2 separate regions of the Mus musculus genome follow, and region 2 is linked to region 1. The links are chromatin contacts, found by Hi-C or POLR2A ChIA-PET in ENCODE. All regions are on one chromosome and are shown on one strand. The core of a region is the stretch at or near the end of the contact, and the rest is flanking DNA. Distances in the headings are between cores, read along the strand shown. Region 1 holds the start of Trp53 (transformation related protein 53). Region 2 holds the start of Sat2 (spermidine/spermine N1-acetyl transferase 2).

The links. A loop is a pair of places that touch in the nucleus more often than their neighbours do. ChIA-PET counts read pairs that join two places held with the same protein, here RNA polymerase II (POLR2A).
Region 2: a loop to region 1 is called in a map of left cerebral cortex, with 3 times the contacts of the local background. The contact joins the promoter of Sat2 here to the promoter of Trp53 in region 1. A Hi-C loop is called at or near these places in 17 of 37 maps with a recorded cell type or tissue (Patski, adrenal gland, gastrocnemius and 3 more). POLR2A ChIA-PET finds 5 or more read pairs at or near these places in 5 of 5 experiments (Patski and embryonic stem cell).

What each region holds. Positions count from the first base shown.
Region 1 is chr11:69,577,670-69,583,071 of GRCm38, reverse strand. It overlaps Trp53 (transformation related protein 53), which reads right to left and starts at 2,713. Exons shown (of 11, transcript NM_011640.3): 1 at 2,557-2,713. It overlaps Wrap53 (WD repeat containing, antisense to Trp53), which reads left to right and starts at 3,823. Exons shown (of 10, transcript NM_144824.3): 1 at 3,823-4,402; 2 at 4,527-4,625; 3 at 5,335-5,402. The coding sequence starts at 4,020.
Region 2 is chr11:69,620,635-69,626,416 of GRCm38, reverse strand. Sat2 (spermidine/spermine N1-acetyl transferase 2) reads right to left here and starts at 4,365. Exons shown (of 6, transcript NM_026991.3): 1 at 4,085-4,365; 2 at 3,873-3,924; 3 at 3,627-3,710; 4 at 3,456-3,557; 5 at 3,265-3,305; 6 at 2,539-2,926. The coding sequence starts at 4,150. The coding sequence ends at 2,759.

The DNA.
Region 1 (5,402 bases), core at 1,464-3,963:
GATTGCGAAAAAGGACGGAGGGCACAGTCAGTCGCCCTTTCTCCGTCTCTTGAAGTATTCCCAGGAGGTTACTGCTGTGAATGACATAGATTTCTGTTTGATTCCAATACAGCAATCCATGGACCAATGGCACTTGGTCAAGCTGGGTTTAACCTGTTTTTTGTGGTCTCAGGATTTAAACCAAGGGTATCATGTTTGCCAGGTGAAATAATCTACTCCAAGCCATATCTCCAGCTGTTTGCCTTTCTGAGACAAGGTCTTGCTAAGTAGCCCAAGTTACCTCAGCATCCCAAGAGTGTTAGCATTAAAGGCACGGGCCATCGAGACGTCCTCATTTACCCATCAGGAGAAAGGCCAGTAGGCTCTGGTTTGCCAATGTTAACTTTTGTACTCTTTCTCTGTTTTTGAAGACACTCTCATTTATCTCAAGTCAGCTTACAACTACCCAGGGAAGGATGACCTTGAACTCCCTCTATGTATGGTCTGGACACTGTGGTCTGGAACTCGAGACTGTCGAGGCTTCCCACTGCTACTCAACTGTAGCAGCAGGTTATCTTGTGTCAGTGTGAATATTAACATACGTGACATATTTTTCTTTTTGAGATAGGGTCTCCTTGCATATCTTTGGCTGGCCTGAATCTCTGATATTGACCTGCCTCGGCCTCCCTAGCTTTGGGGTTAAAGGCTTGCAGCACCCGGTCCCAGTCCAGCCTGGCTCCTTTTTTCAGTCAACACGGTAACATTTATTTGAATAACATTTACAGTGCAGGGTCATATGTAAGCTACAGATGATTTAAGCATAATTTAAGTGCATATACTACCCATCCCAGACATTCCCAAACCCCTCTGCAGTAAATTATTCAGAGAAGAGAAACTGGAAGAGCAGGGTAAATATCTTCCAAAGTTGTCTTTATGTAAAAAAAAAAAAAACAAAAAAACCAATTTACATATATCTACATTTGTAAACAAGATGGGGCCTAGGGGCACCTCCTTTTGACTTCGGGTTGGGATCTTTTAACATTCACAAGAGAGTCCTTCACTAAATCCAGTCAAAGAGATTGCAAGAGCAGGGAGGCTATTTGCATAAGAAGGCATCCCTGGACCGCTGTGGCTGTCCAGTCTAACCTTCACAGCTAGGGTTCCCTTCGCGCGTCAAAGTTTAAGTGAAGTCATTTGTATACTTTCTCAATGAACTGGAGGATCTAGTCTTCCTTACGGCTTTACAGCTGAAGCCACGAAAACAAAGTCCCCCCGCCTCCCGGTCTACCTATCATTTATTCTTTAGACCGAAACTAAATCTTCAGATGGACAAAAAAATTTACTTCCCGATCCAAGTGCAGTGTGGAAATAGTATTTTTACAAAAGAAAAAAAGGCACGCACGATGTCTGGTGCGCGATAAGAAACTGTAATGAAATGACCTGTTCTAAAAATTGAAGTGGCGGGGACAGGCATAGCCCACGCCCAGGCAGAGTCCCGCCACCTCCCGCTGGGAAGAACCGGATGGTGCGGGCTGACTGCACTTAGGACCGCCGGGCGCCCGGGGCCCAAGCCCGCCCCTTCCGCTTTCAGGACGCGCGGAATGCGTTAAGCAAGGGAATGGCTCACCCTAAAACCGGATACTCGGTAATTTGCTTTTCCGGCAGGAAGAAACGACCTATCGGCGCACTCTTTTAAATAAACACCTCCTCCTTTGCAAAAGCAATAACCAAGTAATCCAGAAAAATAAGATGTCGAGGACAGCAGTTTTCCTCCTCAAACCACAGAACCAGCCTAGAATCCATTTCTCCCCTTTCGCTACTCCCCCGTCGCCGGGCGAGCAGTGATCTGCTCCGAAAACAAGAAACCGGAAATGCTCCTGCAAGCGGCAGAAACGTAAAGGAGCCAAACAATAACAGGGCCGGCGGGCCTTTCAGACCAAGAGGCTGAGTCGGGCCCCGAGGGCAAATACTTCTGGCTAGCACCGCTAGTGCTTCAGGCTTTTCTTGGATTTTCTTCATCTAGCAGGGTCGAGAAGCGGCTGGAAAAAAAAAGAAATCACTCCAGGGACAAAGGTCCGGAAGTTGCGGGACCTTAGCAGCTAAGGCTCCCCGGATCACCCCGATCTCATCCAGGAACGGAACCCAGGGTTTCATTAGGATGCTATGGGGGGTCTTAAGTCTTAAGCTATGAATCTCGAAAAATCTTAAATCCTGGTGCTTTGTGCATGTTATTTCCGGAGCTTCCATCACCTAGCAGCGGGCAGATAAGTGTGTACAACGCGTAGCGGAGAGAAAACCCCTTAGGCCATCTCAGTGGTCCCTATATGCTCTACTTTGCAGGTGCATGACAGTGAGGCTCGTCGGTCCTAACATCATCATCATCAGCTACCCTCACTACAGCATCTGACATATACACTCCCGTTCATCCCGCCCGCCAAGCTTCCATTCCGCCCATCTCCATCGCGCTGAGTCCCCCCACTGCCCCACCCCCAAACCCCACGGTTTTCTCTAGTTTTATGGATGCAAACGGAGAGAGCCAGTGACCGAGAGGTCTCGTCACGCTCATCAATTACTTACCCAGTCTTCGGAGAAGCGTGACACCCTGCTGGGAAGGAGGAGGATGAGGGCCTGAATGCTAGGTGCCCCCTAACTGTAGTCGCTACCTACAGCCAGGATGGTCCCAATGAACTGAAGCTACAGAACTTTAGCCAGGGTGAGCACGTGGGAGGGGAAAGTCCCAATCCCAGCAACCCCCGCGAGACTCCTGGCACAAAGCTGGATAGTCGCCATAACAAGTAAGGGCAAGTCCTTCCGTGGGTTGAGGGCAAGAAATGGAGGCGGGGACTTGCAGAGTCAGGATTCTCCCTGAGATGTTGCCCTCAGCAGGAACGCTTTGTGAAAAGTCGTCTAAGATATAGAGCTGTGAGGGCAAAATGGGTGGAAACCGATTCGGAGGACTCCTGCCTCTGTGTCAAGTATAAAGAGTGGAAAGAATTAAGTTTTTATCGTAAGTGGACCGCCACTGTTCTGAGCTCTGTGCTCTTTCCTATCCAGCTAGATAGTCATAGCCATCTTTTTGGATTTTTAAGACAGAGTCTTTGTAGCCAAGGCTGGCCTGGAATTCGCGGCCGTCTTCCTGCTTTAGGCCTTCCAAGTACAGGGATGAACCAACACGGGCCCCTAAGTTCTTTTTCCCCTCATTAGCTAAAATGTCACTTTAGAAAGGCTTTTCATAGTATCTCAATCTAACGTGTTCTCCGAGATACTTGGTATCGCACCACCGTGTTTAATTTCCTGTACAGTCCTTATCACTCTCTGTAAAGACTGTTTTCACAGCCTTTAATTGCACAGCAACGAAAACTTTATGGAGATTAAGAACTAGAAAACATTGCTATTTTTTTCCCAATGCCTTGTATAGTCCTGGGTTAGGCAGTAAGAACTTGATAATAAATGTCGAATGAATGAAGGGAGGGCGGGGGAGAAAGGGAAAGAGAGGAACAAGAAGGGGGGAGAGATGGGGAGAAAGGAAACCTGAGGTTACGGGATTCAAAACAAGATAGTCAAGAGGGGCAAAAACTGTAGAAATTATGCGCCCTCTGCAGGCCAGGGAGGATAGGCGCTTTAAGAATTACCCCCAGGGGACGGTAGGGGGCGCTCGTGTAGTTTTCGCCAAGGCCCAGAGTTCAGACTACAACTCCCAGAAACCTCTAGGAATTCTCCAGCGCTTGAGGTGTAGGCAAAGTCGTTCCTTCCCGCCTTCCCGCTCGGAATCGGAGGAGGATGCGGAGAGCCTATCGGAAGGTGGCCCGACTCCCGCGAGAGCAAGAAGCCCTGGCGGCGCCTAGCGACCCTAGGCGCTTGGCTTTGGACACTCGTTCCCTGGTGATTGCTTTAGGTTCGGCTTACATTTTCCGGAAGAGGAAAGCGGACTCCGGTCTCTGAGCATCCCTGGGAACGGTAATGCACTCTAGCCTCGGCAGCTGGTAGCCGGCTCAGCGAGACTTGCCCGACCTCTGCCTTCCGGGGGCTTACTCTACAGAATGAAGACGTCGGAGGAGCGACTCTTAGCTCCGGATAGCCTCCCTCCTGACCTGGCCCCAGCTCCGGTACCCCAAGGTTCCCCAGCGGAGAAAAATACAGACTTTGAACCGGTGCCTCCGCCATGCGGTGGTGATGACCAACCCCAGCTAGCCACAGATCCCGTGGCTAGCTTGGTTGTGTCCCAGGAGCTTCAACAAGGGGACTCTGTACCTCTGGAAGTAGAATTTAATACTTCCAGTGAGTTGAGTCCTGGAATCGAGGAGCAAGATGTTTCTGAACATGCGAGTCTTCCCGGAGAAGAAACGAATCTCCCCGAGTTGGAGTCAGGAGAAGCCACGGAAGGTGTGTCTGAGGAACGCGCTGAAGTGGATGAGGGGGACACGTAAGTGACACTGGAATCTGAGGAGCCTGGACCTGTGAGAACGACAGCCACCGGTCCTCAGCACCATTTTATTTCCATTTTGCTCTGACGACCCACGTTTGCTGTTTCTCCATCTCCTTTCCAGCTTTTGGACCTACAGCTTCTCGCAGGTACCCCGATACCTCAGTGGTTCCTGGTCCGAGTTCAGCACCCGCTCCGAGAACTTCTTGAAAGGTTGCAAGTGGTAAGTACGATGGGCAAGGAGATGGCCATCTTCAGGAGTTTCCCCTTAAAACTTAACCACACATACTTGGCCCCTTTCGGTGGGACGACAGTCTTGTAATCTCAACTGTTGGGAAATGGAGGCCTGGTTTGTCCACAGAGTGAGACCCTGTCTTAAAATAAAAACAGTAACAAAGTTGGGCGCATGCCTTTAATCTCAGCACTCTGGGGGAAGAAGCAGGCAGATGTGTGAGTTCCAGGCAAACATGGACCATGGGTCCAGTTCTAGGACAGCCAGGGCTACTTAGAGAATCTGTCTTGAGGGAAAGCAAAACAAAACAAAAGCTAAAATCAACCCCAGGGTTTCTAGAAGTTGCTAGGGAGCAATAGACTACGGGTGATACCGAGGTTAAGGTTTTCCCTGCCCTTCCCCTGTGGATGCGTACTGCCGTGTATCGTATTGTGGATTTACCTCAGAGTGGCCAGCATCCTGGTCCTTTTTTGCTTTATTTTGAGATAGGGTCAAGTTGCCCAGACTGGCCTGGAGGTTGGTTCTCTGCCTCAGCCTCTCCAGGAGCTGGGCTTACAGATGTGTGCCACCACTCTCTGCACGAGCTTGTTTCCCTAGAGCCGGGTGTCTTCTCAGGGACTCAGAGGCTAGCCATGGCCCTCGCACTACAACCTTGAAATCGCAGCTCTGTTTGGGTTTTCTAATTTTCCTGTATTTTCAGGGCCCCTGACGGTTCCTGTATCTTGACCAATAGTGCTGATAATGTCCTTCGGATTTACAACCTGCCCC
Region 2 (5,782 bases), core at 3,116-5,615, 42 kb before region 1:
TGCTTTGTTTGTTTTTGATGAGGATTTATTTATTGTGTATTTTATGAATATAACCCTTTGTCTGCATTCATGCCTACACACCAGAAAGGAGCATCAAATCCCATGATATACACTACTGAGCTGACATGTGGGTACTGGGAATTGAACTCAAGACCTTTGAGCCATCTTTCTAGCCCCTCAGTGCATTGTCCTTTTTTTTTTTTTTAAAGATTTATTTATTGATTATATGTAAGTACACTGTAGCTGTCTTCAGACACTCCAGAAGAGGGAGTCAGATTTCGTTAGGGATGGTTATGAGCCACCATGTGGTTGCTGGGATTTGAACTCTGGACCTTCGGAAGAGTAGTCGGGTGCTCTTACCCACTGAGCCATCTCACCAGCCCGCATTGTCCTTTCTTTTTTCTTCCTCTTTTTTCTCTTCCCCCACCTACCCACCCCCATCTGTAATGGTATCTGATGCCCTCTTCTAGTGTGTCTAAAAACAGCAACAGTGTACTCACATAAAACAACAAATGAATGTATTCTTTACTATGTGTCTGGGTGTTTTGCTAGTGTGTATGTCTGTGCACCATGAGCATGCAGTGCCTATGCACCAGTAGAACTAGCCATGGCATCCTTGTGTCTCAACACACAAAATGGATGGATGTTAAAAAATAAATAAAATAAAATAAAATAAAATAAAATAAAATAAAATAAAAAGAGGGCTGGAGAGATGGCTCAGCAGTTAAGAGCACTAACTGCTCTTCCAGAGGATCAAAGTTCAATTCCTAGCACCCACATTGCAGCTCACAACCATCTCTACCTCCAAGATCTGACACCCTCACACAGACATACATGCAGGTAAAATACCAATGCACATAAAAGCAAAATAAATTATTTTTAGAATTTAAAAAATAGGGGGCTGGAGAGATGGCTCAGTGGTTAAGAGCACCGACTGCTCTTCTGAAGGTCCTGAGTTCAAATTCCAGCAAACACATGGTGGCTCACAACCATCCGTAATGAGATCTGACACCCTCTTCTGGTGCATCTGAAGACAGCTACAGTGTACTTAGATATAATAATAAATAAATCTTTTTAAAAATTTTTAAAAATAAAAAGGAAACAAGGAACCAGGGGTGGTGGTGCATGCCTTTAACTCCAGCACTTGGGAGGCAGAGGCAGGCAGATTTCTGAGTTCAAGGCCAGCCTGGTCTACAGAGTGAGTTCCAGGACAGCCAGGGGTACACAGAGAAACCCTGTCTCGAAAAACCAAAAAAAAAAAAAAAGGAAACAAGGGCTGGGGACGCGTATCTCAGTTGTTAGGTTGAATGTCCTCTGTCCCATCCCTAACACCTCCATGAAATGGGCAAGGTGGGAACACCTGCTATCTCCTGCAGAGCATGGAAAGGCCAAGGTTGTTCTTGGCTACACACCAGGAGTGGGAGGTCAGGGTGGGCTTCAAAACAACAAGACAAAAGAGGACTGTAGTGATGGCACACACTTTTAATCCCACACTCTCAAGGCAGAAGAGGTAAATCTGTGAGTTCTAAGCCAGTCTGGTGGTCTACATAAGGAGTTCCAGACCAGCCAGAGCTACATAGTGTAGATAGATCCTGTCTAAAAAAAAAAAAAAGGGCTGGGCAGTGGTGGTACACACCTTTAATCCCAGCACTTGGGAGGCAGAGGCAGGCGGATTTTTTTTTAAAAGATTTATTTATTATTTTATGTAAGTACACTGTAGCTGTCTTCAGACACACCAGAAGAGGGAGTCAGATCTTGTTATGGATGGTTGTGAGCCACCATGTGGTTGCTGGGATTTGAACTCTGGACCTTTGGAAGAGCAGTCAGGTGCTCTTACCCACTGAGCCATCTCACCAGCCTAGCAGGCGGATTTCTGAGTTCCAGGCCAGCCTGGTCCTCAGAGTGAGTTCCAGAACAGTCAGGGCTACACAGAGAAACCCTGTCTCGAAAAAACCAAAAAACAAACAAACAAACAAAACCAACCAACCAAACAAACAAACAAAAAAAAAGAAAGAAAGAGGGAACTGGAAAGATGGCTCAGTGGTTAAAAGCAGACTGCTCCTCCAGAGGTCCTGAGCTTCATTCCCAGTGTTTTAAAGATTTGTTTTGTTTTTTTTTAATTTTTTTTTTTAATGAAACAAGTCTCACTTTCCCTGGTGGGCCCCCAAACCCCTGAGCTGGAGGTTTTTATACTCCCGGCTCCCCAGTACCATGCATCATACCTACCTAGTAGAGGTTGATTAGTCAAGGGGAGGCAATTGCTCCTTCCCAGTGTCCCTTGAAATGCTGACGGCAGCGCACAGTCTGCGGCCTTTATCGCATTAGTCCTAAAATATCTTTGGGTTCCAAAGATGAATGACAAGCTTGATATACCATTGCTTATTCCCTCTTGTTCTTTTTTTTTTTTTTTTTTTTTTTCTAACAGGCTAGAGGCAAGACTAGGGTGCCCAGAGTCCTTGAGGCCTCCATGACCCCTGCCTCTTTGGCTGTCCCAGCCCTCATCAGAACAATGTTCAAATAGAAGGGCTTCAAAATGGCTGCAGCATCACATCCTCTACCCATGAGGGCAAAGCAAGTATTTTATTTGTGGTTCCTAATAAGGCTTCTCCCTCTTCCACTCTTTCTGTACTTCAGGAGTCTGCACCCTGGGAGGCCTCTGGGTGAGCGAGCGTCTGTCTGGGTCAGTGCCTATGGTTATGGTCTTAGGAAAACTTGATATGGTGATCCCAAAGAAGAGGCAGGAGAGAGAGGGCGTAAGTCAGCGTCCTGCCAACTCCCTCATTGCCTCGCCTTCAAATCGAAAGGAGAGCCAGCCTTCCGATTCAGTCAGATCTTGAGCCCCTAGAAATTTGTACAAGTTCACGGCCTTCTTGTTCCAATCCAGAACTGCCAGGCGGAACTGGGAGCAACCCTTATTCAGGGCAACCTGTAGAAGACATACGCTTACTGCACAGGGCTCAAAAACTAATGGCTGGCACACACCTTTAATCCCAGCACCTTTAATTCCTGCAGAGGCAGGCAGACCTCTGAGTTGGAGGCCAGCCTGGTCTACAGAGCAAGTTCTAGGACAATCAGGACTACACAGAGAAACCCTGTCTTGAACAACAAACAATAAAAAGAAAAATCTTTCTCATCCCCCTCATTCAACCTCGACACTCCCACTTACGTGACTGATTGATTGATTGATTGATTGATGGTTTGGCTGACTGGCTGGCTTTCGTTTGGGGGCGGTAACTAGTTTGTAAGCCCCACCCCTTTGCTCACCTCAGCCACCTTTTTGATTATTTTGGTACCAATCCCTTGACCTATAGTGGAGAAAGGGACAGGAAGGACTATTATTTGAGTTGAAAGGGTATCAAAGGAAACTATAATCTGAGGTTGGGGTAATGGGATAGGTCTGAGGACTGTTCATTGGGTCTGTGGGCATTCTGTCCATCCTTAGCCCCAGCCAGTACCCCGATATTGCGGCATCACATAGATGTCTTCCAGATAAACGTTTCGTCCGGTCCATGTGCTATAGATGAAGTAGTACAGCCCATAGCCCACCACAAGGGACCCTGAAAATGAGAGAGAAGAGTGAGGCTTTTGGGAGGAAAAACACGGAGGATAACTGCAGGCTTCCTTACCTTGTGACTCCCCAGGTGCTGGGATAATCTCTGCCACCAAACAGTGAAAGAAAGGGTTCTCTCCAAAGCCATCTGCTCGCAGAGCTATAAAGATTGGAGGTATGACAAAAAAGGCAGAGATGGGCCGGGAAAAACCGGAACTTGGAGTAAAGCCCAGTCCAGTAGTTACGATCTTAGGACTCCATCCTTCCACCCCATCACCCGCCCCCCATCTCAATCAGGACCCAGGTGCACAGCCTCACCCACCTTCTTCACTGATCTTCACCTGATGGGACAGTTTCTCGAACTCTGCCAGTTCCTATAACAGGGGTACCAAAACAACATTAAGGCAGGAAGGTCCTGATCTCTGAGAACAGGGTCCAAAGGTGCACCCTCATTTCTGACTCCCCAACTCCAGCCAAACTGCTCCCAGCCCCCCACCCCCACCCCGCACTGTTTTTCCAAACCGCAGTCTTTACCCGGATCATCCTCATAATGTCTCCACAATCGCTCTCCCTGGCCTCTCGGATTCGCGTGGAAGCCATTCCGAGCCTCACTGTCAAAAATCAAAGATCACAGACAACTCCCACGTTTGCAGAACCGCGGAGGTCTGGTCTCAAAGCTCAGGTCTCAAAGTGCTGGGAGCGAGGGGCAGAAGAAATGCTAGAAGCTTCTAGACAAGATTCTGGCACCAACCGGTCTCAGCTGGGAGGATTAGCCGGCCTGGTGGTCTCTTCTGCCAGAAAAGGCCTTAAATTCTGAGCCCCCTCCGGGCCTCCCTGCAGCCAATCAGCTTGCTGCTTACGACCATTTCCCCACCCCCACCCCCTGGTCCCGCCTCGCCTCGCTGTCCAGTGACTGGACTCTGCGCCGGACTACTTAAGCTTCCTGTTTGTTTGTTTATTTTTTGTATTTTGTATTTTATTTATTTATTTTGGTTTTTCGAGACAGGGTTTCTCTGTGTAGCCTTGGCTATCCAGTCTGTGTCGTACATACCTCAAGCTTAAAAGTCCTCCCCTACCCTGCTTTAGTTAGAGTACACTCCAGTTAGCTGCTTTAGTTTTCACTCTTAGCCGTCTAATCACTGGGGCATCCCCGACCCTGAGGGAGCCCAAGACCCCCGACCGGTTCCTGTAGCTGTCTTTGGTAGTGGAAGCCCTGTGCTATGCCTCTGGCAGCTTTTCCTCCTTCCCTTCTTTGGTTCTAGGCATTAAATCCAGTACTCAGGACATGCTGAAAAAAGCCCTACACTTGATTCCTATAGCTGTTTTGTGGCTCATAATGGTGTCCTCAAAGGGACAGTTGTGTTTTGACGTTTCCTCATTAGGTTCTGTTAACAAATCCCTGTAATTAACAGTAACAGCAGGTCCCTTATTCTTTTTTCTCCTTTATATCTGATAGGGTTTGTTGTTGTTGTTGTTGTTTTGTGGTTTTTTTGTTTGTTTGTTTTTTGTTTTTGAGAGGCTGGCCTCGAACTCAGAAATCCACCTGCCTCTGCCTCCCAAGTGCTAGGATTAAAGGCGTGCGCCACCAAGCCAGGCCTGATAGGGTTTTCAGGGAGTGGAAGATTTTCCTGGATATGTAGCCCAGGCTAGGCTCAAATTTGCTGTGTAGCCAAGGATGATCTAGAACTACTGATTTTCCTGCCTCTACCTCCCCAGTGCTGGGATTATGTATATCACTATATCTGACTTAGCCTCAAACCTTTGATGTTCTGGGCTCAATACCCCTTTGTTCTCCAGTAGCAACTGGGGCTACAATCTTGTGCCACCGTGTCCACCTCTTTTTTTGCTTTGTTTTTGTTTTTGTTTTTTTGAGACAAAGAGTCTCACTCTAACACCCATGCTGGCCTGAAACTCATGATACAGCTGAGGCTCTCCTCAAACTCAAAGCAGCCTCTTATCTCTTACAACTTCTCCAGTGTCAAGTGTTTGGGTTGTCGGTGTGAGCACCACGCCCACTCAGCCTTGAGTTCTTATTTTATTTTCAGTGAGTGAGTGTGCTGTCTGTGCAGTTGTGCTTGCTGGTGCATGCGAATTCTCGGGGAGCAAGAAGTCTAGGTTGAATCTCTTCTTCAGTTACTCTGAGAAAGAGAGAGAGAGAGAGAGAGAGAGAGAGAGAGAAAGAGAGAGAGAGGCCTTCCACCAAGAAGCCTGGAGCTCAGCAGTCAATCCTGC